Regions from separate parts of the Homo sapiens genome. Here all the other regions are linked to region 3. Evidence: read pairs that join two places in POLR2A ChIA-PET (ENCODE). Cell type or tissue: OCI-LY7. All regions are shown on one strand. Each heading gives the region's core, and the rest is flanking DNA. Links, peaks and the distances in the headings are about the cores only. Region 1 overlaps EYA3 (EYA transcriptional coactivator and phosphatase 3). Region 2 overlaps PTAFR (platelet activating factor receptor). Region 3 holds the start of THEMIS2 (thymocyte selection associated family member 2).

The links. Peaks named below come from ENCODE experiments on the same cell type or tissue, not always from the same donor. Only the 100,000 strongest peaks of a DNase experiment are listed, where the experiment ranks them.
Region 1: POLR2A ChIA-PET joins it to region 3 with 6 read pairs; 3 of 35 experiments call an interaction of 5 or more read pairs at or near these places.
Region 2: POLR2A ChIA-PET joins it to region 3 with 7 read pairs; 2 of 35 experiments call an interaction of 5 or more read pairs at or near these places.

Annotation. Positions count from the first base shown.
Region 1 is chr1:28,030,367-28,040,488 of GRCh38, forward strand. It overlaps EYA3 (EYA transcriptional coactivator and phosphatase 3), which reads right to left. Exons shown (of 18, transcript NM_001990.4): 5 at 8,473-8,539; 6 at 5,178-5,314. It also overlaps the pseudogene RN7SL559P. Among named protein-coding and RNA genes, the nearest start is that of EYA3, 53 kb to the right of the region's middle. In OCI-LY7, for the core only: a CTCF peak has its summit at 6,252; DNase peaks (open chromatin) are centred at 5,255 and 6,275; H3K27ac peaks cover 1,584 bases.
Region 2 is chr1:28,138,953-28,149,074 of GRCh38, forward strand. PTAFR (platelet activating factor receptor) reads right to left here. Exons shown (of 2, transcript NM_000952.5): 2 at 8,214-10,122. It also overlaps the pseudogene RNU6-176P and the pseudogene RNU7-29P. Among named protein-coding and RNA genes, the nearest start is that of PTAFR, 33 kb to the right of the region's middle. RefSeq lists a silencer at 5,640-5,689 and enhancers at 9,245-9,745, 9,340-9,479. In OCI-LY7, for the core only: no CTCF peak of the experiment used is centred there; a DNase peak (open chromatin) is centred at 5,739; H3K4me3 peaks cover 1,019 bases; H3K27ac peaks cover 1,520 bases.
Region 3 is chr1:27,865,081-27,875,202 of GRCh38, forward strand. It overlaps THEMIS2 (thymocyte selection associated family member 2), which reads left to right and starts at 7,464. Exons shown (of 6, transcript NM_001105556.3): 1 at 7,464-7,585. The coding sequence starts at 7,492. RefSeq lists a cis regulatory region at 2,033-2,554, an enhancer at 4,589-4,638 and a silencer at 7,312-7,581. In OCI-LY7, for the core only: no CTCF peak of the experiment used is centred there; a DNase peak (open chromatin) is centred at 4,161; H3K4me3 peaks cover 1,480 bases; H3K27ac peaks cover 1,736 bases.

The sequences.
Region 1 (10,122 bases), core at 3,921-6,420, 170 kb after region 3:
ACTGCAGCCTCAACCTCCTGGGATCAAGGGATCCTCCTGCCTCAAACCCCCGAATAGCTGGGACCACAGGCACACTACGCCTGGCTACTTTTTGTATTTTTGCAGAGACAAGGTTTTGTCATATTGCCTAGGCTGGTTTCAAACTCCTAGCCTTAAATGATCCTCCTGCCTTGACCTCCCAAAGTGCTGGGATTATAGGTATGGGTCACCGTGCCTGGCTTTGCCCCAAACTCTTAATGCATAAAAAGAAAATGTAATATTCTTTTCTCATCTATTAATCACATGAAATAACTTATTTTAAGAGACTGAGGAATACTGACATCGCTAGCATGAATTAGAAGCGTTTGCCCCATCATAATTCATGATCATTTAAATGTCTTGTCCAGATTAGCCATAATTAAGATTCTTGCCATGTCTGATTTTCAACAATAAAAATATTTGAGAATGTCATTTTTAAAACATTTATGATGTAAAATGTGAGTATCAGTGCTATGATTCCTGCTGATTGTATATCACACTTTTTGGTAAACAAATTGCTATTTCAATGTCACAATAACTTTCAGATTTATTGTCATCACTGTGATTTCTTTTTCCAAATAGGTTTTGACCCTAAGGTGGTAGATTTATAAACATGTTTATTTTTACACTATATGAAAATAATACCTTATTAATAACAATAGTATCAACTGAGAATGTTTTGATAGTCTCCCTCTTATAAGATCAAAAATTAGAACACAAATGTCCAAAATAAGTAGGAGATAGCTAGCTAGTTTTGAATATCTTTGGCCAGAAACATAAAGTAGATGTCTAATATATAATTATTTTATGAGGAATAAAAAACAATACAGACAGTACCTCCAGCATCACTGTAGACCTGGCTCTTCAGACATGCAAATCATCTTCCTCTAAAAGCAACCCTCCCAGAATTCCAGATAATAGGCAGCATGATCCAATGGTTTGACTCCACAGCACTATTGCTCATAGTAAACAAGGAAACCAAACCCTAATTACAGGACTCCCAGTCCACTGCTCTATGCCAACAACTACCAAGTTTCTCAAGTACTTTTAAGCATCAAGAGCCTGCTGCAGAGAAACTGTCAAGCTAACAATGGGTAAGTAAGTCTGTCTCTGAGTGCCTTCCTGATGCCCCCAGAATGGGGTCTTATCACAAACTCTACCCAAGTTTCTCAGCACAAGTACTTCACTATTGATTAGTCACTATCCAAACTAATCTCATCAGTTCAATTTATAGTAACTCGTATAGTGCTCTTTAGAGATTAGTCTGGTGAGGAACTGAAGTACACACCAATGCTAGAAAAAGCACATGAAAGGATATTTTGGCTTGTTGATTCAGCAGCTCATTTGGATAGGCTATTATAAATAGTAAGTAATTTAATGTAAGTACTTTTCCTGATTATAAACAAAGTATATGTATATATTTTTTAAAACGTCTGTAGGAAAAACAGCCACTTTTTTTGCTTCCAATTATTCTTTACGCACATTTTTTTTTTCTTTTTAGAGGCAAGGTCTCACTACATTGTCCACGCCGGAGTGCAGTGGCTATTCACAGGCATGATCCCACTACTGATCAGCAATGGGGTTTTAACCTGCTGTTTCTAACCTGGGCCAGTTCACCCTTCCTTAGGCAACCTGGCGGTCCCCCACCCCCAGGAGGTCACCACATTGATGCTGAACTTAGTGAAGATACCCAATCAGCATAGCGCACTACAGCCCAGGACTCCTGGGCTCAAGCGATCCTCCTACCTCAGTCTCCCAAGTAGCTGGAACTACAGGCATGCACTACCGCACCTGGCTATACACATATTTTTAAAAATACTAAATTGGTATTACAACATTGTGTTTTTGCTATTACATATTGCTTTTTTCAATTAATAATACACTGTTTTCTCAAGACCCTAAATATTTTTTAAGAAGATGATTTATAATGGCTATGCAGCAGCCATATACAATTTAACACATACCTTAATATTCAAGTTTTAGGTTTTCAGTTTTTTCATATTATAAATAATGCTTCAATGAGTATGTTGGTCAGCACATTTTTGTGGGTATCTCTAATTAGTTCCATAGGATACATTCCCAGAAGTGAAATTACTGAGGGAAATGAAATGAACATCCTTAAGGCTCTTAATGCATATCACCCACTCCTCCAACTCACATTAAAGTTCTTTTAAAAGAAATCAGAACAGTGGCACCTAAAGGCATATTTTATAACTCCCACTAACATTAAACAAGTACCCTTTTCCTTACACATACTCCTTCAGATTCCTAGAAGTTAAACTTCTAATCCCCTTTCTGCCATCCCACCCCATTTGTATACAGCTCTGGGAAGAATATGATCAGTATTTCTTTACTTTAAAAGATTACTCATCATATAGCCTTCTTAGATTTCTTCTAGTCTTTTCTCCTTTCTTCAAGAGGAGGAAGCTTTTTAATTTCAAACTCAACTCTGAGACCATCTTTTTGATATAGACCTAAAGTTATGAGCACTTCTAGAATGAAACAATCCTGGGTTCAATTATAATCCCAGGCTTTTACTAATTGTATGAACTTTGGGCACATGATTTAACTCTGCTTCTCCCCTATAAAAAGGGATAAAGCTAGCTTACCTCTTAGGGCTGTTCTGAGGATTACATGAGACAATACTATACAGCGTGAAATACTTATTCTTAGTATACAGCTTATTATAGTAAATAATAGAGACAAGGTAATATTATTATAATGAATTTTTCTGAAGCCCTATTTGCATCTGAAATAAAACGAATTAGCTAATCTGAAAACAGGCAGCACTAAGATGACACAATGTATCAAAATCTTGATTTCGAAAGAAAGAAATCAAGTGTTTTCTCCTACTTAATTTAACACATTACCAAAAAAAGCCACATGATAAAACACAAGAAAACATCTTTTCAAAATACAGTCACTTTTAAAAGTTTTACAAACCTCTCTTATAATTTCTCTGGTAAATTCTGAGAATATGCCATCTCTATCATTCACATTACCCCAACCAAAATCTCTCTCCAGTAAGTCTCATACATTACTTAAAGTCAAATTTAAGCTAATGATTATCTCTTTCTGAATTACTGATAGAAGAAATTGGGAAACACAAGTCTTCCTTGCCCTCAAATATTAAACAAAACCAGATTATTAAAGGAGCCTATTATTAACAATATTACCAGCATACAATATAAACATGTATCCTTCAAGGTTTTAATAGAGATCTATTTACTTTACAGAATTTTTTTCTTTTTTAATGTATTATTATTATTATTATTATTATTATTATTTTTGAGACAGTCTTGCTCTGTCGCCCAGGCTGGAGTGCAGTGGCACCATCTCGGCTCACTGCAACTTCTGTCTCCCAGGTTCGAGTGATTCTCATGCCTCAGCCTCCTGAGTAGCTGGGATTACAGGTGCCCACCACCATGCCCGGCTAATTTTTTTTTTGTATTTTTAATAGAAACAGGGTTTCACCATGTTGGCTAGGCTGGTCTCGAACTCCCGGCCTCAAGAGATCTGCCCAAACGGGGCCGGGCGTGGTGGCTCATGCCTGTAATCCCAGCATTTTGGCAGGCCAAGCTGGGCAGATCACTTGAGGCCAGGAGTTTGAGACCAGCTGGCCAAAATGGTGAAACCCTGTCTCTACTAAAATACAAAAATTAGGCAGGCTTGGTGGTGCACACAGCGAGACTCTGTCTCAAAATAATAATAATAATAGTTTAAGGGAAATATAGTGATCATTTAAAAAATTAATTATATCTAGGATCCATATGCACACAGAATTATCTGAGGTATTCCATAAATCATGCTCAGAGATGTAATAGGAGTTGTATTTAATATTGAACAGCAGGAATGATCAACTGTTGTAAAGGGCTAATAATAATAATTCAAATCAAAACAGAAGATTTAAAAAACTGTAATTTAAAAATTATAATTGCTAGCCTATTATTAGTCAACTGTTGAAAAATCAGCTTTAAATAACCAAAAAGAAATAAACACAAACATATTCACAGAGGGGTCTTTCAAAAGGTCCATTCAGTGTTGGCTGGTTAATCATATCATAAATATAAGATCTGAGTACCCTGGCTGGTACTAACAGGCATGGAAACATGGATATACAAATGGGGAAACAAGAAAATTTGTTTCCCATTTCATATGAAGTTATCAACCCCACTATTATTAAACATAATTCCCAATTCTTATTTCTAGCAGTTACCAGGAGCCAAAGAATTCTAACAAGCCTAAAAGTAAGAAAGCTGCCAATATCATAAAAGAGTAGCCAAACAGGTCAGGAGAAACAGGAATGCAGAAACTAGATGCAGGTACATTAATACATCCAGAATCTGTGTGGTCATCTGTCTGGAAAATTTTTCTAATTCGTAGCTTGATTAAATAAAGCCTATAGAAATATAATTTTGTTACATATTACATATTTTTAAATAATATAGTATTCTTTTAATTTTCTGGCACCCATTTCAGGAAAGCAGGGAAGGAGCAATGAAGCACACTGCATTTACACACATAGAAAAATAAGCACAGATATTAAGTGCCCAAAGAACCTTAAAGTGACTTCTGATAAATCATTTTAATTTATAGTTCATGTCCAAGACACCTAAAACCAATGAAAATAACTCCCTAGGCACATAAGGTTATAAGAAAATTGGGGATTTCCGGTATTCTAAAATGACTTTTTGGTTCAGCAGAACAATATCTGATCAGTTTTGGGTGGGGTTAGGGGAGAAAGGAGAGGGAGAAGTTGGCAAAAAAAACCCCACAGAGCAAACTATGATACATATTCAGACTACCTGGTGTTAGCAAGAAATTGGCCACCTCGAAATATATTTATTATGCTTTCCTAATGATAGTACCATACTACATTGTATATAAAGTAAGTCAAATCAATAGCAAATCCTCAAAGAATTTACCAAACACTTAAAGATTCCAAGCTTCAGGGTCAAGACTTAGTACATACAAAATAGCTAAATGAGTACTGAAAAACTATGATTTTTTTATTACATGCATCAAACATACTGTTGCAAAGTTGCATACCCAACCACATATGTAACTAAGTGCTTTGTAAAGAATGATGCATGGCTGATCAAAGTTTCTGCGGAATAAAATCAACATTCTTAGAAATTGTTTACAATACAGTGCCTTACCAAAAGGAGGTAGTCCATACGTTTGGGTTGCCTGAGGGTAGACAGCATAGGGTTGAGTCTGCTGTAGTGTCTGGTATTGAGTCTGTCCAGGGTAAGCAGTTTCCGAAACAGGAACTGAGAGAATATGTGCATAAGGTCTGGAAAATTTCATGAAAACAAAAACTTTTGTGTGATTTACTTTAGTAACGAAAAATAGGTAAAATAGCTACCACCACTAACAGCAAAGAATCTGCAACAAGGAGACTAATCTTCCACATAAAATGGCTCTTTTCAAAAATTTTTTATTTTTGAGACAGAGTCTTGCTCTGTCGCCCAGGCTGGAGTGCAGTGGCATGATCTCAACTCATTGCAGCCTCTGCCTCCCCGGTTCAAGCAATTCTTCTGCCTCAGCCTCCCAAATACCTGGGATTACAGGCACCCACCACCATGCCTGGCTAATTTTTGTATTTTTAGTAGAGACGGTGTTTCACCATGTTGGCCAGGCTGGCCTCGAACTCCCGACCTCAAGTGATCCACCCACCTTGGCCTCCCAAACTGCTGGGATTACAGGCGTGAGCCACTGCGCCCGGCCTAAAATGGCTCTTATGATCAGAAAGTAGAAGTCTTTCCTCCTTTCTACGTTCTCCTATCATCAACCCAAGGAACAATTTTATGAAAAATTTAATAGTTCCAAACATCCCTCCAAGTTCCAATTATCCTACAAACATTTCTAGTGTGCTACATGCATGGCCCTATGTGAGACACAAGGATGGATTAAACTTATTCATGCTCTTATGCCTACATCTAGAATAAAATCCTAATATAATAGAAAACTAAGAGAACAAGATTGGCAATTGGCTCTCATTCTCCACCCTGCCCCTTGAACCAAACTAAAGTTCTGAGAGGGAAAGTGAGACTGGAAAAGCGGGTGAGGCTGGTGGAGAAAAGGCAAGCAAACACATCAAAAAACGGAAGTAGAGATGGGTTCCAATATCCTCAAATCAAGTCTACAAAACAGAACCCAGGTAAGTAACAAAATCTGGGAAGTTCCAGACAGGACTCAATCTCCTCAATGATATTTAAGTCAGGGCATACTGCCACTAGTTGGTGCCACCATATCAGGGATAGCTAGAGATTTCAGCAGTGAAACTCCTGGGACTTTACACTAGCTAGCAGATATAATTGTTTCATCCATGATATTGCACTGAATTTTTAGATACCAATTATCTCATTTGGTGAGTTACACTGTATATATAAGTAAAAAAGAAAATGCTATTTGTACCATGTAAGCATAATAAAATATAGCAGGGGGTGTTTTAAAGGGGAAATTTTTTTTTTCACCTTTGGGGGAAGAGGAAAATGAAGAAAGGCCATAAAGAAGTGATATACTAGCTGAGCAGATAAGAGGCACAGAACTGGGAGAGAAAGGGTGTTCTAGGACAAGAAAAAAGTCCTGGAGGGTATAGAGTAAGGAAAGCAAGGGCTTCGGCCTGCAAAGAGCACAGATAACTGAGGGAAGTATATTAAGAGAAGTAGCGAGAGAAAGGAAGCAAAGACCTTGAATGCCAGGCTAAAAGGCAAATCTGAAACTGAGAGCCACTGAAATTATTGAGCAAAGAGTGACAAGATCAGAGCTGTTCTTTAATAAAGATTATTTTGACACTGCTTTGTAAAATGGTTTAGAAAGGGAGGAGAAACTGGAAATGGAGATCCAGTTAAAAAACAGTTCAGATAAGTAATAAAGAGGTCTGAATTAAGATAGAATAATTAAGATAGCTAATAAGGAATTCTGAATGTAGCAGGTATGCAAATACTTTCTGAATGAATAAATGAATTTGGAATCTGCAACATATTAACATCTCAGTACATTCTAAAAAACTGAATTTAAAAATAACTATTCTTCTTAGCCAGATCTGAGTCCAGGAAATAGCTCAGGTTAGAGTTGTTACTCAAGTCACATGGGAATGATTTAAATCTTAGTGACCTTAAATGGATTAATCTCCAGATATGGTAAAGACCATAATGTCCTTTTTCATGCAGAGTCTTTGTAGCCCAAAGCTCAAATGTGTTTTCACATTTAGTATCTAATTTCTTCATAATAATCTCAGAGAATAGGTTCAGTTATTTCACAGAAGAAAGTCACATGAAAATGATTAGCCCAAGGACACCATTAGTGTTAATACCAGATTAAAAATTAGAAGAACTCATTGGGTTGACTTTTTAATTAGTTTATTTTTTAATTAATGAAAATTCAAAAGGTAAAAACAGATATAACCAGGGAAAAGAAAGACAGTTTCCTTTTTATAACAGCCCCATAAAGTATCTCTTGCTTTTGTTACCAATTTCTTTATGTATCCAGCAGCTGTAAGCACATAAGCACATATCCTGGCTTAATAAATGCACTTGTATGTGTCTTTGTATGCATAGGTCCACTCTTTATTACGCACAATAGGTAGCTTGGTATACACACTGTTCTGCACCTACCCACTTTGGAGATGAAAAACCTGGCTGATATTAATGCTGATCTTACCCCATGAAGGCCCAAAACATAACCTCTTAGTGACTAACCCACCAAACCTGTCTAACTTCAAGCCCGGTTCTACTCTGAGGACATTCCTCAATCAAGAAACTGAACACAGGCTGGGCGTGATGGCTCACGACTGTAATCCCAGCACTTTGCGAGGTAGGCAGATCACCTGAGGTCAGCCGTTTGAAAACAGCCTGGTCAACATGGTGAAATCCCATCTCTACTAAAAAATACAAAAATTAGCTGGGCGTGGTGGCATGCCTGTAGTCCCAGCTATCCGGGAGGCTGAGGCAGGAGAATCACTTGAACCCGGGAGGTGGAGGTTGCAGTGAGCCAAGATCGTGCCACTGCACTCCAGCCTGGGCAACAAACAGAGTGAGATTCTATCTTAAAAAAAAAAAAAAAAAAAAAAAAACCGAACACAGATTGGACTGAGAAATTCAGTCTTGTTTTTATTAATCTGTATGCTATATGTCAAGGTACAGGACAGAGAAAATGATCAGAGGTCAATCAATGATATGGTTGATCACTAACACTATTTTGCATGTTCAGTGCCTACTCATTTTAGAGTAAGCTTTTGTGTAAAATGATCCATTGCAGACACCATCTACTTTTTAAAAGGATACTACATAGACTATATTTAGAGGGAATTAAAAATTGGAATGACGATAGAATAAGAGAGGTAAAAATAATTTAAATATCTATTATTTTAGAGGAAAAATAATATTAAATTTTGCAATGAATCTACAGAAAAAGCATATGCATTTTGGAAATAATTATTCAACTTACTTTGCAGAATACATTTGTGAGGTATAATCATTGGATGAGCGAGGGATGTAATCGGTGCATGTCATAACTGAAAGAAAGATAATATCACCAGGTTAAAAAGTTAGAACATTTCGAAAATGGAATGGGAAAACTGCACATCTCACTGTATAGTCTTTCAAACTAATTAACAGAATACAGCTTGGACACCAGATAGAAAGACTATGTGGTAGAAAATATCTCACTTTTTTGTTTATACATGTGTTTATAGACTTCCAGAGGCAGTTAAAAAAAGAAGGGTGGGGTATGGAAAAGAGCTGAAGGTTGGTAAGGATCTCTACCTTTACCCATTACTGATCTAAAATAATAGATGAAGCAACCTTCTAAGCTTTCGGCTATGCTGATAGGCAAACTTAAAAAGCAAGCTTTATGTCTGGAAAACCACATTATTCTACTTCAGCTTATTTGTTCTTTGAGTGCTTACTATATTGAGTAAAAGCCTTAAGAATGACTTGCAGGAAAACAGATTTGGGGGAGGCACCCAATCTTATTTTAAAACCACTGCTACTGCTATGCATAATCAACAGCAGAATAGATGCAAGTATGCTTCTATACTATTATTTTTTCTGTTTTGTAGTGAAGGCTTTAAGTTTGGCAAATCACAGACAGACGTGAGGAACTGATGTGATACTCTGATGAACTCTCAAAGACTTTTCCAGCTATTGTCCTCTTGACCCCCATGACTTCATCTGGAATAGCTGCTATGAAGGCTTGACTCTCATGATTACTACTTCTGGTATGAACGCTGTAAATATCTGATTAAAAGTGAACCAATTAACTTTATGTCTAATTAGGTTCCCTGGAAGAGTACCTGACCCAAAAAGAGAACCTTGATCAAAAGTAGATGAGGGGCCAACTCAAATGCTCAAGAGTAAGACAAATCAACACCTGTGAGTTTATTACAGAAGAGCTTGTCCAATGCTATTGTTTGAGGTATTTAAAAATAATTATTGGAGATCACATTCACCTCTAATCATTTTGACAAAAATGAAGATGTCAATTAGATCTAAAGTTTTGACAATCCATTGCAAAGAATGTAAGGTAAGTTTATTTGAATTCTACATAATGGTTCTCAGTTGACACATATATTAAAAAACCCAAACCCTTATCTTCCTCCAATTTAATTTAATTCTGGAAGGAATCAACAACATCCTAGGAGACTGAGGCCAATTTTCACTTCTCTAGAGAATGAATGAGACTTGATCTTCACAGTACTTGGGAACCACAAAATGATTATAAAGAGTCAAGATATAATATCCATTATACTATAGAAGAATCAAGTAAGTAATATGCTGGCTTGGACTAGAATAGCAACAGTGGGGATGAGGCAAAGACTTTGAAATATATTCTGAAGGTAAAACTAACAGGACATTCTGATGGATTTGATGTAGAGAATGAGGAAAACAACTAGACGGAGAGTGATACCACTTCCTAAGATGGGCAAGTTTGGGAGAAGAGTGTATGTCACGGGGGCTAAAGGAATCGAAAGTTCTTTTTTGAAGATCTTAGGTATGATTTTCCTTCCAGTAAAGATGTCAAACAGGCAGTCTGATACACAAATGAAATCAGGGGAGAAGTCAGACTGGAAATATCAATATGGAATTCATTAACCAT
Region 2 (10,122 bases), core at 4,343-6,842, 280 kb after region 3:
TACAGGCACCTGCCACCACACCCAGCTAATTTTTTTGCATTTTTAGTAGAGATGGGGTTTCACCATGTTAGCCAGGATGGTCTCGATCTCCTGACCTCGTAATCTGCCCGCCTCAGCCTCGCAAAGTGCTGGGCTTACAGGCGTGAGCCACTGTGCCTTGCCCACAGTTTCCAATTTTTAAACATCCTTGCCAACACTTGTTTTCTGTTTTTATCTCATAGTGATTTTGATTTGCTTTTCTCTACAGATTAGTCATATTGAGCATCTTTTCAAGTGCTCACTGGTCATTTGTAGGTCTTCTCTGGAGAAATGTACATTCAAGTACTTGGCCCATTTTTAAATCAAGTTGTTTGGTTTTCATTGTGGAGTTATATATTCTAGGTATCAATCTTGTATTAGATATATGACTTGCAAACATTTTCTTTCATTCTGTGGGTTGCATTTTCACTCTGTTGATGGTGTCCTTTGATGCCTCATCCTCCTTTTTGAGGAACTAACTCATCCTTTTTGTTCCAAAGGCCAAAATTCCCTGACTCATGCATGTGGCAATTCTGGCTTCTTAAGAAACACTCAGCGTGTTTTAGAATGGTCTGGGAAGTCAAATACAAGGGGAAAGCCTGACTAGTCCCACTGTGTTCCTCTCTGCTATGGTTTCAGGTTTCTAAAGAAAATGCAGGGTTACAGAACATGAACTTGGTGAAAAGGGGCAGGGGAATGGGATTATGGGCTGGAGTGAAAAGAGAGGTTATGGGCCAGGCGCGATGGCTCACACCTGTAATCTCAGCACTTTGGGAGGCCGAGGCGGGCAGATCATGAGGTCAAGAGATTGAGACCATCCTGGTCAACATGGTGAAGCTCCGTCTCTACTAAAAATACAAAAATTAGCTGTGCGTGGTGGCGTGTGCCTGTAGTCCCAGCTACTCGGGAGGCTGAAGCAGGAGAATCGCTTGAACCCGGGAGGCAGAAGTTGCAGTGAGCTGAGACCACGCCACTATTCTCCAGCCTGGCGACAGAGCAAGACTCCGTCAAAAAAAAAAAAAAAAGAAAGAGGAAGGAAGGAAGGAAGGAGGAAATGGGAGGTTATGTGTGGAGAAAGACACACTCCATCAGGTCAGGACATAACACTTTTTTTTTGAGACAGAGTCTCACTCTGTTGCCCAGGCTGGTCTCAAACTCCTGGGGTTAAGCAATCCTCCCGCCTTGGCTTCCCAATGTGCTGGGATTACAGGCATGAGCCACCGTGCCCAGCCAGGACATAATATTTACTAAGTTCATTTCATGGGAAGCACTGTTCTAACCAATTCTAAATCCTCAAAACCATCCTATTATATCGTCAGTATAATTATTCCCATTTTACAGATGAGGAAAATGGCACAGAGAGGTTAAGTCTACCTAAAAATCACAGACTAGGAAGTGGCAGAGACAGAAATTGAACCCTGGCAATGTGGCCCCAGAGACCACTTTATTGATCATTCTGTGACACCGTATGGACTTTGGAGTCAGAATTGTCTGAATTTAAACTCAGATGTCTAATGAGTACATGATTACAAACCATTAATAATGTGAGATTGCTGGGCTCAGTGGCTCACCCCTGTAATGCCACCAACTTGGAAGGCCATGGAGGGAGGATTGCTTGAGCTCAGGAGTTCGAAGTCAGCCTGGCAAACAAAGAAAAAATTGGCCAGGCGCGGTGGCTCACATCTATAATCCCAGCACTTTGGGAGGCTGAGGCAGGCAGATCACTTGAGGTCAGGAGTTCGAGACCAGCCTGGACAACATGGTGAAACCCCTGTCTCTACTAAAAATACAAAAATTAACTGGGTATGATGTCACGCGCCTGTAATCCCAGCTACTGGGGAGGCTGAGGCAGAAGAATTCCTTGAATCCGGAGACAGAGGTCGTGGTGAACCAAGATTGCACCACTGCACTCCAGCCTGGGCAACAGAGTGAAACTCCTTCTAAATAAATAAATAAATAAATAAATAATTTAAAGTGAGCCAGTTATGGTGGTGTGCCTGCAGTCCCAGCTACTGGGGTAGCTGGGGCAGGAGGATCACTTGAGCCCCGGAATTCAAGGCTGCAGTAAGCCATGTTCATGCCACTGCACTTCAGCCTGGGTGACAGAGTAAGAACCTGCCTCAAAAAAAAAAAAAAAAAAAGTAATGCTAGAGAAATCCAAACTAAAAACAAGATTTTTATTTTACACCTACCTGCAATTTTAAAGTTGGACAGTGCCAAGTGTTGGTAGGAATGCACAGAAATAAACACATTTGTGTAACTAGGGGTGGGAATGTAGACTGGTGCAGCCATTCCAGAAGCAATTTGACAATTCTTTACCAAATTAAATAAGTGTAGCCTACGACCTGGGAATGTCACTCCCAGGTCTACATTCTAGAAAAATTCTTATATTTGTCCATAGGGAACACCTGGAAGAATCTCACAGCATTGGTTATAGAAAAGGGAACGGGGCTTGGTGCAGTGGCTCACACCTGTAATCCCAGCACTTTGGGAGGCCGAGGCGGGCAGATCTCTTGAGGTCAGGAGTTCAAGACCAGCCTGGCCAACGTGATGAAACCCTGTCTCTTCTAAACATCCAAAAATTAGCCCAGTACAGTGGCGGGCACCTGTAATCCCAGCTACTCGGGAGCCTGAGACAGGAGAATAGCTTGAATCTGGGAGGCAGAGGTTGCAGTGAGCCAAGATCACATCACTGCACTCCAGGCTAGGGGCCAGAGAGAGACTCTATCCCCCACCATCCCCCACCCAAAAAAAGAAAGAAAAGTAAAGGGAACAGAAGGCAACCTGAGTGTCCATCACCAAGGGAATGGGTAGAATGTAGTGGATGTACACAGTGGAGGACCCAGCAGACACTGACATTGTTGAACTAGATGTACACACTCCAACATGATTCCATTGCAAAAATAATGCTGAGGCAGGGGAAATGAGACACAGAATAAGGTCAAATTATGTGAACTATAACTTTTATGTAAATTTAAAATGGATACACACACAGAATAACACTATACGTTTTACAAGCATACCTACATCAAGGATATATATCGCCTGCACTAGAACTGCTGTGGAGGATGAGAATGGAAAATGATGATAAAAGAAAATGACATGTTAGCCAGGCACAGTGGCTCACGCCTGTAATCCCAGCATTTTGGGAGGCCGAGGCGGGCGGATCACCTCAGGTCGGGGGTTTGAGACCAGCCTGACCAACATGGAGAAACCCCATCTCTAATAAAAATACAAAATTAGCTGGGCGTGGTGGTGCATGCCTGTAATCCCAGTTACTCGGGAGTCTGAGGCAGGAGAATTGCTTGAACCCGGGTGGTGGAGGTTGCAGTGAGCCAAGTTTGCTCCATTGTACTCCAGCCTGGGCAATAAGAGCAAAAATCCGTCTCAAAAAAAAAGAAAAAGATAAAGAAAAAAAAGAAGGAAAATGACATGCATTCAGACAAAAATGTATGAGAAGCATCTTGCACAGTAGAGGTAAAATAAGGATCTCTGCATCCTGATTATTGCTGCGTGACCTTGGATGTAAGTCATTTCACCTGCTTGATGCTCGTCTTTCTTGTCTGGAAGATGGAAGATAGGGACCTTCACATTCTGTATCATGAAAGATGTCCACAGGGGAAGGGAGTGTGGCAGAATGAGCTTTGGAGCTGGACATACCCAGCTAGGCCAGCCATTCGCTGTGTGACCTTGGGAATCACTTTACTCTCTAAGCATCTGTATTTTGGGGGTGGGGATTTGGTTTTCATTTTTTTTAATTTATTTTAATTATATGGAATGCTTCATGAATTTGTGTGTCATCCTTGTTCAGGGGCCATATCTGTATCTCTATATTGTTCCAGTTTTAGTTATGTGCTGACGAAGCAAGCACCGCTGTTATATTTTTAATTTTTTTTTTCAGGAGGGTACTGAGTCTAATGAGGCTGCAGGGCCATGAAACCCTGCACGCTTCCTACCCATGCCTCCATTTTTTTTTTTTTTTTTTTTTTTGAGACAGAGTCTTGCTCTGTTGCCCAAGCTGGAGTGCAGTGGCATGATCTCAACTCACCACAATCTCTGCACCTCCCAGGTTCAAGTGATTCTCCTGCCTCAGCTTCTCGAGTAGATGGGATTACAGGTGCCTGACACCATGCCCGGCTAATTTTTGTATTTTTAGTAAAGACAGGGTTTTGTCATGTTGGCCAGGCCGGCCTCGACTCCCAACTTCAGGTGATCCACCCACCTCGGCCTCCCAAAGTGCTAGGATTAAAGGTGTGAGCCACTGCGCCAGGCCCCAAGCCTACATTTTTAAGTGAGGTAGTCAAGCAGGCCTCACCGAGAAGGGGCCATTTAAGCAAAGCCTTGAAGGAAGCAAGGGAGTGAGCCATGTTGCTATCCAGGAAGAAAGTAACTCAGGCAGAGGGAAGAGGCAGTTCTACCCATAGGTGTTTGGGAGGAGTAAATGACGTGAAGTTCCCCTTGCAGTAAGTGGTCAGCAAATATTGAGTGGCCACCTCTGTCCCTCCCCTTACAGAGCTGTCAGGATCCAGGTGACATCTAAGAGCACCTTCTAGCTCCAGTGACAATGACCACTCTGGCTTCTGAGGGTCTCTGGAACACTGTGTTCATGGACGCCATCCACCCTCAGGAGTACCCTCCCTAGCTGAGCACAGCCTGAGCCCAGGGAACAGTCATTGCTGCTGGGGCTTCAACATGCATAGGGAGCACAGAGGCCTCAAAGAGGAAGCCAGAAACAGCAAGGCGGAGGCCCTCACCTTCCACTGGAGGCCTCTTGGGTCATTCCCCCAAGACAGCCCTGTCCCAGCGCTTAGGAGGCTGTGCCTGGAGGGGCTTGGGCAAGGGTACAGCCACATGGTGGAGTGGGAGGAGAGAAGGAAAGGGACCCATGCTTACTAAGGCAGATCTGGCTTTGAATATTATTATGCCACTTAGTAGCTCTTTTACCTTTATAAATCTCTGAACCCTTCTGAGACTCGATTTCCCTATCTGTAAAATGGGCATGAAATGTTCTATTCTGTGGGGTGGTTGTGAGGACTCAATGACATAAGATAGGTGAAAGTGGCAAGCAAATAGCTGGGTCCCCCTTCCTTCTGTACCAGGTACCTGAGAGGCAGCCACTATGTCTTATTCAGTCAGCTTGGGTCCTTATTTATTTTATTCATTTCTTTTTTTCCCTTCTTTTTTAAGGGGCTTTCTGGCAAAAACTGAAAAGCCTGCTAGACAAATTCTAAAAGAGCTGTAACATTTGTTTTATTCATTTCTGTCGGGATAAAACCACCCATGTTTCAGGGAGTATGAGGTTTCAGTGAGATAACAGATCAAAATTGTGCTTAGCATAGTTACTGGACCAAAATAGGCACTCCATAGGTGTTTGTTGGGTACCTAAAGGGATGGAGGGATGGATGGATGGATGGATGGATGGATGGTTAGAGGGATAGATAGATGGATAGAGGGATGGTGGGATGGAGGGATGGATAGGTGGATAGACAGATGGGTATGTGGGAGGATGGCTTGCTGGTAGGATATCAAAGGGAATAGGACTTTTTATACAGAAATACCAAGTCTGCACAAAAACCAGGTGCTTTACAAGAAGGTCTTATATCTCTTTGTGGCCTTAGGTCTTGAGCACATATATAACACAGATGAGTAAAAACAGGCATAAATGTATCCAGGTCTAGTCAACTGTGACCTCCACTTACCACTCTTGGGTCTATGACTCATCTCAACGAGGCCAGATCTTACATAAGCAAGCATTCTCCAACTGAGATCACTGGTGGTTCCCTGAGGCAAAAGCTGAGATCAGGGGCAAATGCAAGGTGAGGCTTTCCTGATACACAGGATGCCTTGGAAATTCTAATCAGTGATGTTTCATCAAAAGAATTACAACTCAGCTTTTCCCATAATTCCTGTCACCGTTGCAAGAATGGAGAGATGCAGGTGAACAGCCAGCCCTGCATCCGCTGCAGCTCCACACTGTGTAACTTCTGCAATCACTTAGTCTCTCTGAGCCCCACGATCTCCTTAGTAAGATGAAGGGGTTGAACCCTCCCAGCTCCAAGATGTTCTGATTCTCTGAAAACTCCCTACATCTTCCTTTAAAATATGGACCTAGAACTTTGGAAGAACATGTATTACATTTCTTTTCCATCTATCTCTATAGAGTCTTCTCAAAACCTTTTAAAATATTTGCATGTATCTGTCAACATGTCTGTTTATGCTAAACCCTGGGGAAGCTGTACACTTTGGAGACAGACAGATCTCAATTCCAGGCTATATGTGAGAAACTGGAGACAGATTATTTAGATCCGGTTCCTGCCCCCCAGGATAGGAAAGACAGGCATTGAAAGGAATTAATTTCAATGGTCACAGTAATTAAGGTATACAAATGTTGGACCCTCCCAGTCCCAAAATGCTGCCTGGAGGAATTCAGAAGGCTACCTATTGGAGTATTCTGGGATATGTCAAAAAGAAGAGGGGAGCTGCGGCAGCTCAGGCCGGTCGTCCTGGCCCTCGGGGAGGCGAGGCTACACGTTTGAGGCCAAGCCTGGTCAACACTGACAAAAAAAAAAAAAATTGGCCAGGCGGTGAAACCCCGTCTCTACTAAAAATACAAAAAAATTAGCCAGGCATGGTGATGGGCCTGTAATCTCAGCTACTCGGGAGGCTGAGGCAGGAGAATGGCATGAACCCAGGAGGTGGAGCTTGCAGTGAGCCAGGCTGGCGTCACTGCACTCCAGCCTGGGTGACAGATCGAGACTCCATCTCAAAACATAATAATAATAAAACAAAATAAAATAAAAAAGAAGAGAAGGGCTGGGTACAGTGACCCATTCCCGTAGTCCCTGCTACTGGGGAGGCTGAGGTAGGAGGATCACTTGAAGCCAGAAGTTCGATCCTGTAGTGTGCAATAGGCATGCCGGTAAACAGCCATTGCGTGCCAGCCTGGGCAATATAGCAAGACCCCACCTCCAGGAAAAAAAGTTTAGAAAAAAACAGAAAAGACAGAGGATACAGGAGGAGTAAAGGTGGCTGTACTGGGGTGGTGAGGAGATCAACAAGGCTGGAGCATGGGCTACAACCTAATATACTCCTCCCATCCCCCTGATCCCCATGAGCGCATGGTCTATGTGTTGGGGCAACATCCTGGGAGAAGCAAGGAGGTAATCACAAGTCACTGTCTCAGAACTGTCAGTTACTCTTGTTTTTTTTCCAATTAGAGACAGGGTCTCGCTATGTTGCCCAGGCTGGTCTCAAACTCCTGAGCTCAAGCAATCCTCCTGCCTTGGCCTCTCAAAGTGCTGGGATTGCAGGCATGGGCCCAGAGTTATTCTTTATTGAGACCCTGTGCACTTTATACCCATCAAAGTAGAGTTTCCTAAAGTGTGTACACAAGTCACTGAGACATGTCAAGTGACTTTAGACACAACACAGAAAAACTATTTTTTTTTTTTGAGACAGGGTCTTGTTCTATCACCGAGGTCAGAATGCAGTGTGGCATGATGATCACAACTCACTGCAACCTCAGCCTCCTGGCTCAAGCAATCCTCCCACTTCAGCCTCCCACAAGTAGCTGGAACTACAGACACACACCACCACGCCTGGCTAATTTTTTTAATTTTTTAATTTTTTTATTATTATTATTTTTTAGACAGAGTCTCACTTTGTCACCCAGGCTGGAGTGCAGTGGCGCGATCTCGGCTCACTGCCATCTCCAACTCCCGGGTTCAAGTGATTGTGATTCTCCTGCCTCAGCTTCCCAAGTAGCTGGGAAGCTGGGATTATAGGCACCCACCATCATGACCGGCTAATTTTGTATTTTTAGTAGAGACGGGGTTTCGCCATGTTGACCAGACTGGTCTTGAACGTCTGACCTCAGGTAATCTGCCCTCCTTGGCCTCCCAAAGTGCTGGGATTACAGGCGTGAGCCACCACACCCACAAATTTTTTGTAGAGGCAGCATTTTGCCATGTTTCTCAGGCTGGTCTCGAACTCCTGGGCTCAAGCAATCCACCCTCCTCAGCCTCCCAAAATGTTGGGATTACAGGTGTGAGCCACCGCACCCAGGCGAGAAACATTTTTATAGTTACGGTTTTATGTTTATGTCTACCTTCTATTTGTGGCAGGTAGTATTAGTTTTCATTTACAATTATGTTATAATGTTTTCTTTCAAATAAATGTAAGTTTTTAAAAGTGACTTAATTTAAAGAAAACTTCTTTATTAAGTAAATGGACAGTTGGTACACAGATATTGCAAAAATTTCGAGGCGGGTACATGAATGACTGAAATTCAGGAGACGCGGGGAGTTAGCACAGAAGCACTTTCCTCATTCAGAGCTCTTTTGGCTGCGAGAAACAGACACCCAATCAAATCAGCTTCAGCAAAATGAGAGAATGTATCCTGACAAGGGACGCTCACAGGGCCTAAAGGAAGAGTGCTGGGCCCCTGGAGGACTGAGGGAAGCCGGCAGGTCCCTGGAGGCGGTGCCCGGCTGCTCTCCAGGCGCCTGTGATTCCTCTGGTCCCTGCCTTGCTATGCGTATCTTCCCTCTGAGCAGAGCCATTTTCTCTACCACATTCATGCAGGTGCCCATCCCCCGCAACACACACAGACAAACACACACACATGGACACAGTCACAGCTCCAGGGTTTCTATGTGTTCAGGTAAGGGACCTGCAAAGCCTGAACAGCCTCCCTAAATCTAGATGCCCACCTCTCATCCTTTCAGCTCCCATCAGAGGATCAAGGGGCCCAAATTCGCAGAAAAGGGGAGGGTCTAAGATGAGCAGTCACCCTGCCAAGAGGTGTCTGCCTCAACATTAGTGGCGTATAACAATCCCATGAGGTAGCTTTAACCTCATAGGTAATGACCCTAAGAGGTAGGAAATTCAGTGCCTGGTCCCTCAGCAGGAAATGACACAGCCAAGACTTGAACCAGGCTTGTGTGATGCTGCACTAGCCACCGGGTCATCCCATCAGCCAAGTCCAGCCCACAGCTACCATCCCAGACTCCAGCAGGTTACAGGTCCATCGAGAGGCATTTCTCAAAATCAGCAATCCGGTGTTTGCCCGGTACACAGGAAATGAGTATCCCAGCTTCACAGGGACACTGACTGGAAGGAAGGAAGACTTCTCTGAAGGAGCACAGAGCTCTAGAAACCAGAGAAGTTTCCTCTGAGCCCCTTGGGTCTGAGGCTGCCAGGTTCACACTGCAGATACTTGTCTCAGGGCAGGAGAGGAGGCTCATTTGCATATACTTGCCAAAAATCACAAGCAGACATCTAGAGATCCCCAGGAGAAGCTGACACCTGGCTGACACCTGCTGACAGTAACTGCTCCTCCCACCTCCTGGAAGCTATGTTAGGAGGACCCTCCCAGAGGGCAAGGGAGGAGAGAACTGACAGACCCTTCTACCCAGGGGCCTCATGTACTTCCCAGCCCATGTGCCTGTTCGTATGGAAGCCCCTGGACATCGGGGTGTCCTGGCCTGGACAGCTCCAATTTTGCCTTTTTTGTTTGTTTGTTTGTTTTTGACACAGAGTCTCACTCTGTCGCCCAGGCTGGAGAGCAGTGGCGTGATCTCGGCTCACTGCAAGCTCCGCCTCCTCCCAGTAGCTACAGCCTATGGGACTACAGGCATGCGCCACCACGCCAGGCTAATTTTTTTGTATTTTTAGTAGAGACGGGGTTTTACCATATTGGTCAGGCTGGTCTCAAACTCCTAACTTCAAATGATCGGCCCACCTCAGCCTCCCAAAGTACTGGGATTACAGGCATGAGCCATATTTTTGTATTCTTAGTGGAGATGGCGTTTCACCACGTTGGCCAGGCTGGTCTCGAACTCCGGACCTCAGGTGATCTGCCTGCCTTGGCCTCCCAAAGTGCTGGGATTATAGGCATGAGCCACTGAGCCCAGCCCCAATTTTGCTTTCAAGGGGCCTTTGCCCACCCTCAGTGGGTGGCTGCCCCACAGAAGGTACTTAATTAGGGACTATTGTTGAGACAGAAAGAGGAGGTGGGCATCTCCTTCCCACTCCCCCAGAGCTGACTGGACTAGAGGCAAGGCCTTTGCAGACAGACACGTCTGTCTTGGGAAGCAAGCTCTT
Region 3 (10,122 bases), core at 3,143-5,642:
TGCGGGGAACATTGTTTCAACCGGGAACTCAATACCAGCCAGACCACTGCTGAAGAATAAACAATGCTACACTTTGGGTTTAGGGTTAGAAGCAGTCTTTAAAAAAAAATGTGGTAAAATACACGTAACATAAAATTAACCATCTTGGCCGGGTGTGGTGGTTCACCCCTGTAATCCCAGCACTTTGGGAGGCCGAGGCAGGCAGATCACCTGAGGTTAGGAATTCAAGACCAGCCTGGCCAACATGGCAAGACCCCGTCTCTACTAGAAATACACAAAGTAGCTGGGCATAGTGGCGGGTACCTGTAATCCCAGCTACTCAGGTGGCTGAGGCAGGAGGATTGCTTGAACACGGGAGGCAGAGGTAGCAGTGAGCCGAGATCGCATCACTGCACTCCAGCCTGGGTGACAGAGCAAGACTGTCTCAAAAAAAAAAAAATTGCCATCTTAACAGTTAAAAAAAAATTCATGACACAGTCCTCAGGAGACCTTGAGAAATGTGCCCTTAATCTTTTTTTTTTTTTTTTTTTTTTGAGACGGAGTCTCGCTCTGTTGCCCAGACTGGAGTGCAGTGGCTTGATCTTGGCTCACTGCAAGCTCCGCCCCCCGGGCTCATGCCGTTCTCCTGCCTCAGCCTCCCGAGTAGCTGGGACTACAGGCGCCCGCCACCATGCCCAGCTAATTTTTTTGTATTTTTAGTAGAGATGGGGTTTCATGTGTTAGCCAGGATGGTCTCGATCTCCTGACCTCGTGATCCCCCTGCCTCGGCCTCCCAAAGTGCTGGGATTACAGGTTTGAGCCACCGCGCCTGGCCCTTAATCATTTTTAAGTGTATAATTCAGTCGTGTTAAGTATGTTCACATTGTGCAAACAACCAATCTCTAGGACATTTGCATCTTGCAAAACTGAAACTCTTCACCCATTAAACAACAACTCCCAAATTCCCCGTTCCCCCAGTGGCTGGGGAAAAGCCACCCTTTGACTTTCTTCTTTTTTTGTTTTGCTGAGACGGAGTTTTGCTCTGTCGCCTGGGCTGGAGTGAAGTGGCTTGATCTCAGCCCACTGCGACCTCTGCCTCCCAGGTTCAAGAGATTCTCCTGCCTCAGCCTCCCAAGTAGCTGAGATTACAGGCACCCGCTACCATGCCCAGCTAATTTTTGTATTTTTAGTAGAGACCGGGTTTCACCATGTTGACCAGGCTGGTCTTGAACCCCTGACCTCAGGTGATCCACCCGCCTCAGCCTCCCAAAGTGTTGAGATTACAGGCGTGAGCCACTGCACCAGGCCTCCCTTTGACTTTCTATGAATTTCACGACTCTAGGTTCCTCATCTGAGTGGAATCATACAGTGTTTGTCGTTTCGTGATGGGCCTATTTCACTGAGCGTAATGTCCAGAAGTTTCCTCCATATTGTGGCGTGTGTCATAGTTTTATACCTTTTTAAGGCTGAATAATATTCATTGTATGGGCCGGGCATGGTGGTTCATGCCTGTAATCCCAGCACTTTGGGAGGTTGAGGCTGGAGGATTGTTGGAGCCCAGGAGTTCAAGACCAGCCTGGGCAACATAGCAAAATTCCTTCTCTATAAAAAAAGGTTTAAAAATTAGCTGGGCATGGGCCGGGCATGGTGGCTCATGCCTGTAATCCCAGCACTTTGGGAGGCCGCAGTGGGTGGATCACGAGGTCAGGAGATCGAGACCATCCTGGCTAACACGGTGAAACCCCATCTCTACTAAAAAACACAAAAAATTAGCCGGGCGTGGTGACAGGCGCCTGTAGTCCCAGCTACTCAGGAGGCTGAGGCAGGAGAATGGCGTGAACCCAGGAGGCAGAGCTTGCAGTGAGCCGAGATCGCGCCACTGCACTCCAGCCTGGGCGACAGAGTGAGACTCTGTCTCAAATTAAAAAAAAAAAAAAAAAAAATTAGCTGGGCATGGTGGCATGCACCAGGCTTAGGTGGGAGGATTGCTTAAGCCTGGGAGGTTGAGGCTGCAGTGAGCCGTGATTGCACTACTGCACTCCAGCCTGGGTGACAGTGTTGCTGGATTTATAAGGAATCAGAGAGATCTATGGGGTTCAGGAGGATATTTGTTAATTATTTAGGTGCACCGGCCCAGTCAGATTAACATGCAAAGGACTGAGCCTTGAACAAAGAGTTAAGTTACCTTTTAAGCATTTCGTGGGGCGGGGGGAGAACTGTGCAGGCGGAAGCATACTACAGAAGCGAGAAACAAAGGCAGTTATTTAATCAATTGAGACACGTATTACATCATTTCTTATTTTTCAAGGAAAAACACGTTTTGTGACTTGAGTTTATCTGCCTAGTGACCTTGCAGCTGCACATCTAGAGAAACAGGGTTGTCACAATGTCTGGGAAAGGGACAGATAAGACTCACTAGCCACAGAAACACAGGCAGTTAATTTTTAAAGGACTCCAGCTCTTTCTCTTCCTCGGGGGAACTGGGTTTTCTTACATACAACTGAGTTTCTGCTTACACACTCCTTAATTTCTTTTAATTAAGGGTTTTGCGCTGGTGTGGTGGCTCATGCCTGTAATCCAAGCACTTTGGGAGGCCGAGGCGGGTGGATCACCTGAGGTTGGAAGTTCAAGACCAGCCTGACCAACACAGAGAAACCCCATCTCTACTAAAAATACAGAATTAGCCAGGCATGGTGGCTCATGCCTGTAATCCCAGCTACTCGGGAGGCTGAGGCAGGAAAATTGCTTGAACCTGGGAGGCGGAGGTTGCAGTGAGCCAAGATCGCACCATTGCACTCCAGCCTGGGCAACAAGAGTGAAACTCCATCTCGAAAAAAAAGAAAACAAAAGAAAAAAGCCAAGAGGGGAGTCGAACTAATTTTCCACCACACAGGAGCATGAGCCAGCCCTCTGAGGCTTTACAAGCAGACACGCCTGCCTCCTTAAAGATATGCTGAGCATTGGCCGGGTGCAGTGGCTTACGCCTGTAATCCCAGCATTTTGGGAGGCCGAGGCAGGTGGATCACCTGAGGTCAGGAGTTCGAGACCAGCCTTCCCAACATGGCGAAACCCTGTCTCTAGTAAAAATACAAAAAAATTAGCTGGGCGTGGTGGGCACGTCTGTAATCCCAGCTACTCGAGAGGCTGAGGCAGAAGAATCACTTGAACCCAGGAGGCGGAGGTTGCAGTGAGCCAAGATCACACCAGTGCACTCCAGCCTGGGTGACAAGAGCGAGACTCCATCTCAAAAAAAAAAAAAAAAAGATATGCTGAGCATCTTTTCCCGAAAGTGACCTATTTTACTCCTGTGAAAACCTGCACTGGGGGGAGAACCCCTCCCCCATGATCTCCACAGTTGTCTCAGAGGGGCCATGCAGGGTCTGTTCATGTTGTTTTTGTTAATATGAAAGTAATTCAAGGGCAGAGGGGGCAAAATAGCCAGACCCTGTCTCTAAAAAACATTTAAAAATTAAAAATAAGACAAGGCTCCAGACTGGAAGAAAAAAATTTCTTTTAAGTACTCAAACTGTGTTCTGGAAAATCCAGAAAACAGTTACAAGACAAGACATGCCCTTTTGCCACCGTCGCGCCTGGGAACTGTGAGCATTTCTGCAGGAGACCTGTGGGCTGCTGTGGTGCCGTCTTTGTATTGTGGTCATTGCGGAAGGGCGCCATGAAGCCATTGGGCCAGCTGGTGGATCTTGCTCTCCCAGTGAGGGAGCAACTCGAGGACAACTTCGGGACCCACAGGCCAGGCGTGTATCTGCTCTGGTGGGCAGCCTGGGTGCCTGGAGTATCACTGAGTGGCAAACTGCTTGGCAGCATCACACGGTAGGGACACTGGTAACTTCCAGCCAGCATGCGGAGGGCTTCCAGCCCTTCTGCAGGCTCAGGGATGTGCTGGGCCTCCATCCCTCGCCCTCAGAGCACAGGCATTCTCCCTGTCCCTGCCACACTGCCCTTGACCCTGCTGGCTGCTGGGATGTTTCCCACCGCTTTGGGTGAGTGGGCCACGCCGGTGGGTGTTGAAGTGGATGGCAGGACACCTTAACAACCGCTGCCCAGTGCTGTGTCAGTGTTAGGCCCTTACCTTCCTCTACAGTGGGAGGAAACACGGGAGGAGAGGGAGGACCCCACATCCTGCCTGGCAAGTTGCTGAAAAACACCAAGTCACGTGACACATCATATACCGGAGTGTGTGGTGCCACACAGCAGGCACGGGTCTGACCCCATCCTGTCACCCTGCCGCTGTGGCCAGCTGCCTCCTGCACTGTCCAAAGGAGGTCCTGAGCCATCCACCTTCAGAGTCCAAAAGCTGACAGAGATGGGTTGATGAAATGAGGAACTTCTGTTCCCGGTGGCTGGAGGCATCCTCCTCACAGCTGGTGGGGGCGGGGGGACTTCCTTTCTGCCCCTGTCCTACTGTGGGAATCTGAGCTTCTTTCTCTGCCCCATTCAGCTCTTGAGGAGCCAAGGACAGATCCCCAGGCTGGTGCTCCCAACCTGGGGAAGTGAAAAGGGCTTGGGCCGTGACCACCTGCAGGTTCGGTTCAGATTTTAGTTCCTCCATTACACGGGCAACCGCAAGGAAGTCAGGTTCCCATTGAGTGTCTTATTTCCTCAAATAGAATGCAGAGTGTTGGGAGAAATAAAGAAGATGAGAACTCTTGTCAGAGGCACAGGAGGTCTTGGGAAAGAACAATATCATGTAATGATTGTAGATATGGGGTACTGGGCATGTCCCCATGTGCCTGGGTTACACTAACATTTTTACCAACACCTGTCTCCTGCCAGCCTTGGTTGTAAAGAGGGAGAGGAGACTGAGACTCAGAGAGGGTATGGGACTTGCCCAAGGTCACACAGCTAAGAAGTAGTGGAGCCAGGGTTTGAGCCCAGCTCTGTCTATCTCCAAAGCCCATCCTCTACTGAAATTCTAGACATAACTGGGCTGAGCAGAAATCCAGCAAACTTCCACAATCTGCTTAAGCACCTGGGAAAGAAGTGAAGAACGGTCATTTTCTCTGGCCTGCAGGAGGAGCCTAGCAGAGCCGGGTTAAAATCCCAGTGTCTCCACTTGGCATAACCTTAGGCAAGACCCTTCACTTTTGTGAAGCCTGACCCAGGAGGTTGGGGGCTACAGTGAGCTGTGTGTGCAGCACTGCACTCCAGCCTGGGTGACAGAATGAGACCGCCCACCCCTCTCAAAAAAAAAAAAAAAAAAAAAAAAACTAGAAAGAAACACAACAAAATATTAGTAGTTAGTGTAAGTATTTTGGGTGGTGGGTAAAGAATGCCTGCTTTTTATTAATCAAATGTTCTTTAGTTAGAATTTATTCATTGTATTTTAAACTTCTGTTATTATCTTTGATTAAAAGTCTTTTGTTACTTTTATAGTGACAAAAAAACTAAATATGGCATTTTGCACAATACCTATATCATCTTATTCAATCCTCACAATCTGCTGAGATATAATTCTTTCTCCTATTTTATTATTTTTTTATTTTTTTAGAGACAGGTTCTCACTCTGTTGCCTAGGCTGGGGCTGGAGTGCAGTGGCATGATCATAGCTCACTGCAGTCTCGACCTCCCAGGCTCAAGCCACCCTCCTGCCTCAGTCTCCTGAGTAGCTGAGAGTGCAGGTGCATGCCACCATGCCTGGATATTTTATTTATTTACTTATTTATTTATTTATTTTTGAGATGGAGTCTTGCTCTGTTACCCAGGCTGGAGTAAAGTGGCGTGATCTCGGCTCACTGCAACCTCTGCCCCCCCGGGTTCAAGCGATTCTCCTGCCTCAGCCTCCCGAGTAGCTGGGATTACAGGCACGCACCACCACACCCAGCTAATTTTTTTTTTTTTTTGAGACAGAGTTTTGCTCTTGTTACCCAAGCTGGAGTGTAATGATGCAATTTCGGCTCACTGCAAACTCCACATCCCGGGTTCAAGCGATTCTCCTGCCTCAGCCTCCTGAGTAGATAGGATTACAGGCACGTGCCACCACGCCCAGCTACTTTTGTATTTTTAGTAGAGCCGGGGTTTCTCCCTGTTGGTCAGGCTGGTCTCGAACTCCTGACCTCAGGTGATCTGTCCAACTTGGCCTCCCAAAGTACTGGGATTACAGGCGTGAGTCATTGTGCCCAGTAATTTTTTTGTATTTTTAGTAGAGACAGGGTTTTGCCATATTGGCCAGGCTGGTCTTGAACTCCTGACTTCAGGAGATCTGCCCGCCTCACCCTCCCAAAGTGCTAGGATTATAGGCGTGAGCCACCGCGCCTGGCCTTATTTTATTTTATTCTTTTTTTTAAGAGACAGGGTCTTGCTAGTTTGCCCAGGGTGGTCTAGGACTCCTGGTCTCAAGTGATCCTCCTGCCTCAGTCTCCCAAAGTGCTGGGATTACAGGCCACACCCAGCCTCTTCTCCCTGTTTTTTTGTTTTTGTTTTTGTTTTTTGAGACGGAGTTTTGCTCTTGTTGCCCAAGCTGGAGTGCAATGGTACAATCTCGGCTCACTGCAACCTCTGCCTCCCAGGTTCAAGCGATTCTCCTGCCTCAGCCTCCCGAGTAGCTGGGATTAGAGGTGTGTGCCACCACGTCTGGCTAGGTTTTTTTGTATTTTTAGTAGAAACGGGTTTTCACCATGTTAGTCTGGTCTCAAACTCCTGACCTCAGGTGATCCACCCGCCTCGGCCTCCCAAAGTGCTGGGATTATAGGCGTGAGCCATTGCGCCCGGCCCTCTTCTCCCTGTTTTAGAGAGTAAGAAACTGAGGTTCACACAATCAAAGTGATTTGCCTAACGTCATACAACGAGCAAGAGGAGACCTGGGATTTGAACCTATGTTGGTCTGACTCCTGAGGGACAGGGAAATGGAAAAGGCTTATCCCGAGCCTGTGGGGTCAGGATAAGTGGTTGGTCCGGCTTCTAAGCAGATTTCTCTTTAGCCTTAGGAAGAATTTTTAACTAGAATTGGTGAGGCCCGGCGTGGTGGCTCACAGGTGGATCACACCTGTGATCCCAGCACTTTGGGAGGCCGAGGTGGGAGGATCACTTGAGTCCAGGAGTTCGAGGCCAACGTAGACAATAATTATCGAAAGAGTATGGGAGTTCTGGAGAGGTAATGAGATCCCCTTCACCAGGAGGTTTCCGATAGAGGACCATGGAGTGTCCTGGAGGGACATTCGGGAGCCCTGACACTACATCTCCCTCCTCAAACCCAAAGGGCAGAGGCATGTCCCTCCTATGAGACGCAGAACAAGTCGGGCCGCGTCCCCTTTTTCTAACTGGGAGCACTGCTGAGGGGGCGTCTGGGACTTCTTCATCTTCATCATCGCCCCTTCCCCATAGGGTACTGCAGGGGGCGGGGGGCGGGGCTTCGGCGGGGCGGGGCTGCAGGGCTCCCGCGGGCTGGCGGGGCGGCTTCGGCGTGCGGGGCGGGGCATCGGCGGGGCGGGGCTGCAGGGCTCCCGGGGACCGCCCGCCCGCCCCTCAGTCTGAGCCCAGAGAGCCGCGGGGACCATGGAGCCGGTGCCGCTGCAGGACTTCGTGCGCGCCTTGGACCCCGCCTCCCTCCCGCGCGTGCTGCGGGTCTGCTCGGGGGTCTACTTCGAGGGTGAGCGGGGGCTGGAACCCCTCCGAGCACTCCCTTGGTGTGGGGCGGGGGCAGAGACCCGGAGAAGACGTTAGCAATCCGGGGAAACTGCCCCTGGGTTCAAATCCCGACACTGCCACTGGCCAAGCTGTGTGATTTGGGGCCGCACTCAACCTCTTTGGACCTCGGCTTTTGCTTTCGTGGAACGGGGACCGCTGACCTGCCCCGCAGGGTAGTGATGAAAAGTCAGTGGGTTGAGGCGCGGGAGGTGGATGCAGCCGGGCCACTCCTAGGTGGCCCCGCGGTGCGCATGGGACAGAGCTCCGACCGCGCCGGGACGCAGCATTAGGCCGCTGGTGGTCGTGGCTGCGTCTTGATTCTGAAGTGCAGGGTCAGTCTTCCCGTCTGTGTCCTCCCACTCCTCCCCCGGCCCTCCTCTACACTGCCTTCCTTCAGTCCCTGCGTCCACCTTGGCCTTCTGTTTGACCATGGGCAGTACTTGATTTGATCAGCTCTTCAGTTCTCAGCTTAAATGGCGCTTCCTCCCGGAAGCCTTCCTGGCTCTCTGCTCCTTGCACGCCCCCGTACATCTGCCGTCTGCCCGCAGCGGCCTGGTTCACAGGGATGGGCACACAGCAGGCGCACAGTCACTAGTCATTGCCTGAAGGAGCAAGCGGTGAGGGAATAACAGACAGTGGAGGGCAGGGTAAGACAGCACAGTGGATGGGTGGCCAGTGCTGCTCTGTGGGCAGGGAGGACCCGTGGGCCACCGAGTAGGGGAGATGGAGGTGGAGGAGAGAGATGCTGTGTGGGGGTGCGGGTTCCTTCCTTAGAGAGCGAACTGAGGCTTGAAGGCCCTGCCCCATCCTGTTCCCTGGCTGCAGAAAAACGCTCTGTCGCAGCAGCTTCCAGCAGAGTGTTTGAGGTCCCAAGTGGGGTCCTAGACCAAGGAGGTCCCTCATGAAGGGTCCCGCAGGGGGCCACCACCTCGCAGTGGGTCTCTCCAGGTCTGCTTGGGAATCTGGCAGATCTGGGTTCAAATTCTGACTCTACCTCCAGGGGCTTTCTGCAGGAAGGCGCCTGGGATCTGTTTGCTCTTCCCCCAGCCCAGGACCAAGCGTCTTCGTCCTCCCAGCACCCTTTGCCTGCTGGTGTTACAACACCTGTTTCCTCATCCTGCCTGACGCGGGATGGTGGAAATGGTGGAAGTCAGAGTGATGGTGACTAGAGAAGGCCCTGACAGGGTGTGGGTGTGCGGATGGGGTGAGTGCGGAGGACAGATGGCCATGCCAATAGGGGCAGGCGTCTACAGGGCACTCAGAAGGGGCTGGCTGCGTGGTTGGTTAGGAGCACTGGCTCTGGAGGCAAACACCCTGGGTTCAACCTAGGTTTTTTTTTTTTTTTTTGAGACAGAGTCTGGCTCTGTTGCCCAGGCTGGAGTGCAGTGGCACGATACAGCTCACTGCGGCCTCGACCTCCTGGGCTCAAGTGATCCTCCCACCTCAGCTTCCTGAGAGGCTGGGACCACAGGCACGCACCAGGACAACGTCCAGCTAATTTTTGTATTTTTTGTAAAGATGGGGTTTTGTCATTTTGCCCAGGCCGGTCTCAAACCCCTGGACTCAAGTGATCTGCCTGCCTCGGCCTCCCAAAGTGTTAGGATTACAGGCATGAGCCACCACACCAGGCCCTGTTTTTTGTTTAATAGAACATAGGTTGTGTGTGATAGCTCATGCTTATAATCTCAACACTTTGGGAGGCTGAGGTGGGAAGATTGCTTGAGCCTAGGAGTTCGAGATCAGCCCTGGCAACATGGTGAGACATCATGTCTACAAAAAATTTTAAAATAAAAAATTGCAGGGTGTGGTGGCTCATGCTTGTAATCCCAGCACTTTGGGAGGCTGAGGCAGGAGGATCACTTGAACTCAGGGGTTCAAGACCAACCTGGGTAACATACTGAGACCGTGTCTCTACACAAAATAAAAAAATTAGTCAGGTGTGATGGTGCATGCCTGTAGTCTCAGCAACTCAGGAGGCTGAGGTGGGAGGATTGCTTGAGCCTGGGAGGTTGAGGTTGCAGTGAGCTATGATTGCACCACTGCACTCCAGTCTGGGCGACAGTGAGACTCTGTCTCGAAAAAAAGGACGAGGTCTGTGTTGCCCAGGCTGGTCTTGAATTCCTGTCCTCAAGCAGTCCTCCCACTTTAGCCTCCCAAAGTGTTGGGATTACAAGCGTGAGCCACCGCACCCAGCCATAACTTCCAGTTCTGCCTCCTATTACCTGATCATCATGTACAACCTACTCAGCCCCTGAGAGGCTGTTTCTTTTTCTTCTTCTTCTTTTTTTTTTTTGAGATGGAGTCTCCCTCTGTCACCCAGGCTGGAGTGCAGTAGCCTGATTTCAGCTCACTGCAACCTCCACCTCCTGGGTTCAAGCAATTCTCCTGCCTCAGCCTCCTGAGTAGCTGGGATTACAGGTGCCAACCTCCACACTGGGCTAATTTTTGTATTTTTAGTAGAGACGGGGTTTCACCATGTTGGCCAGGCTGATCTCGAAC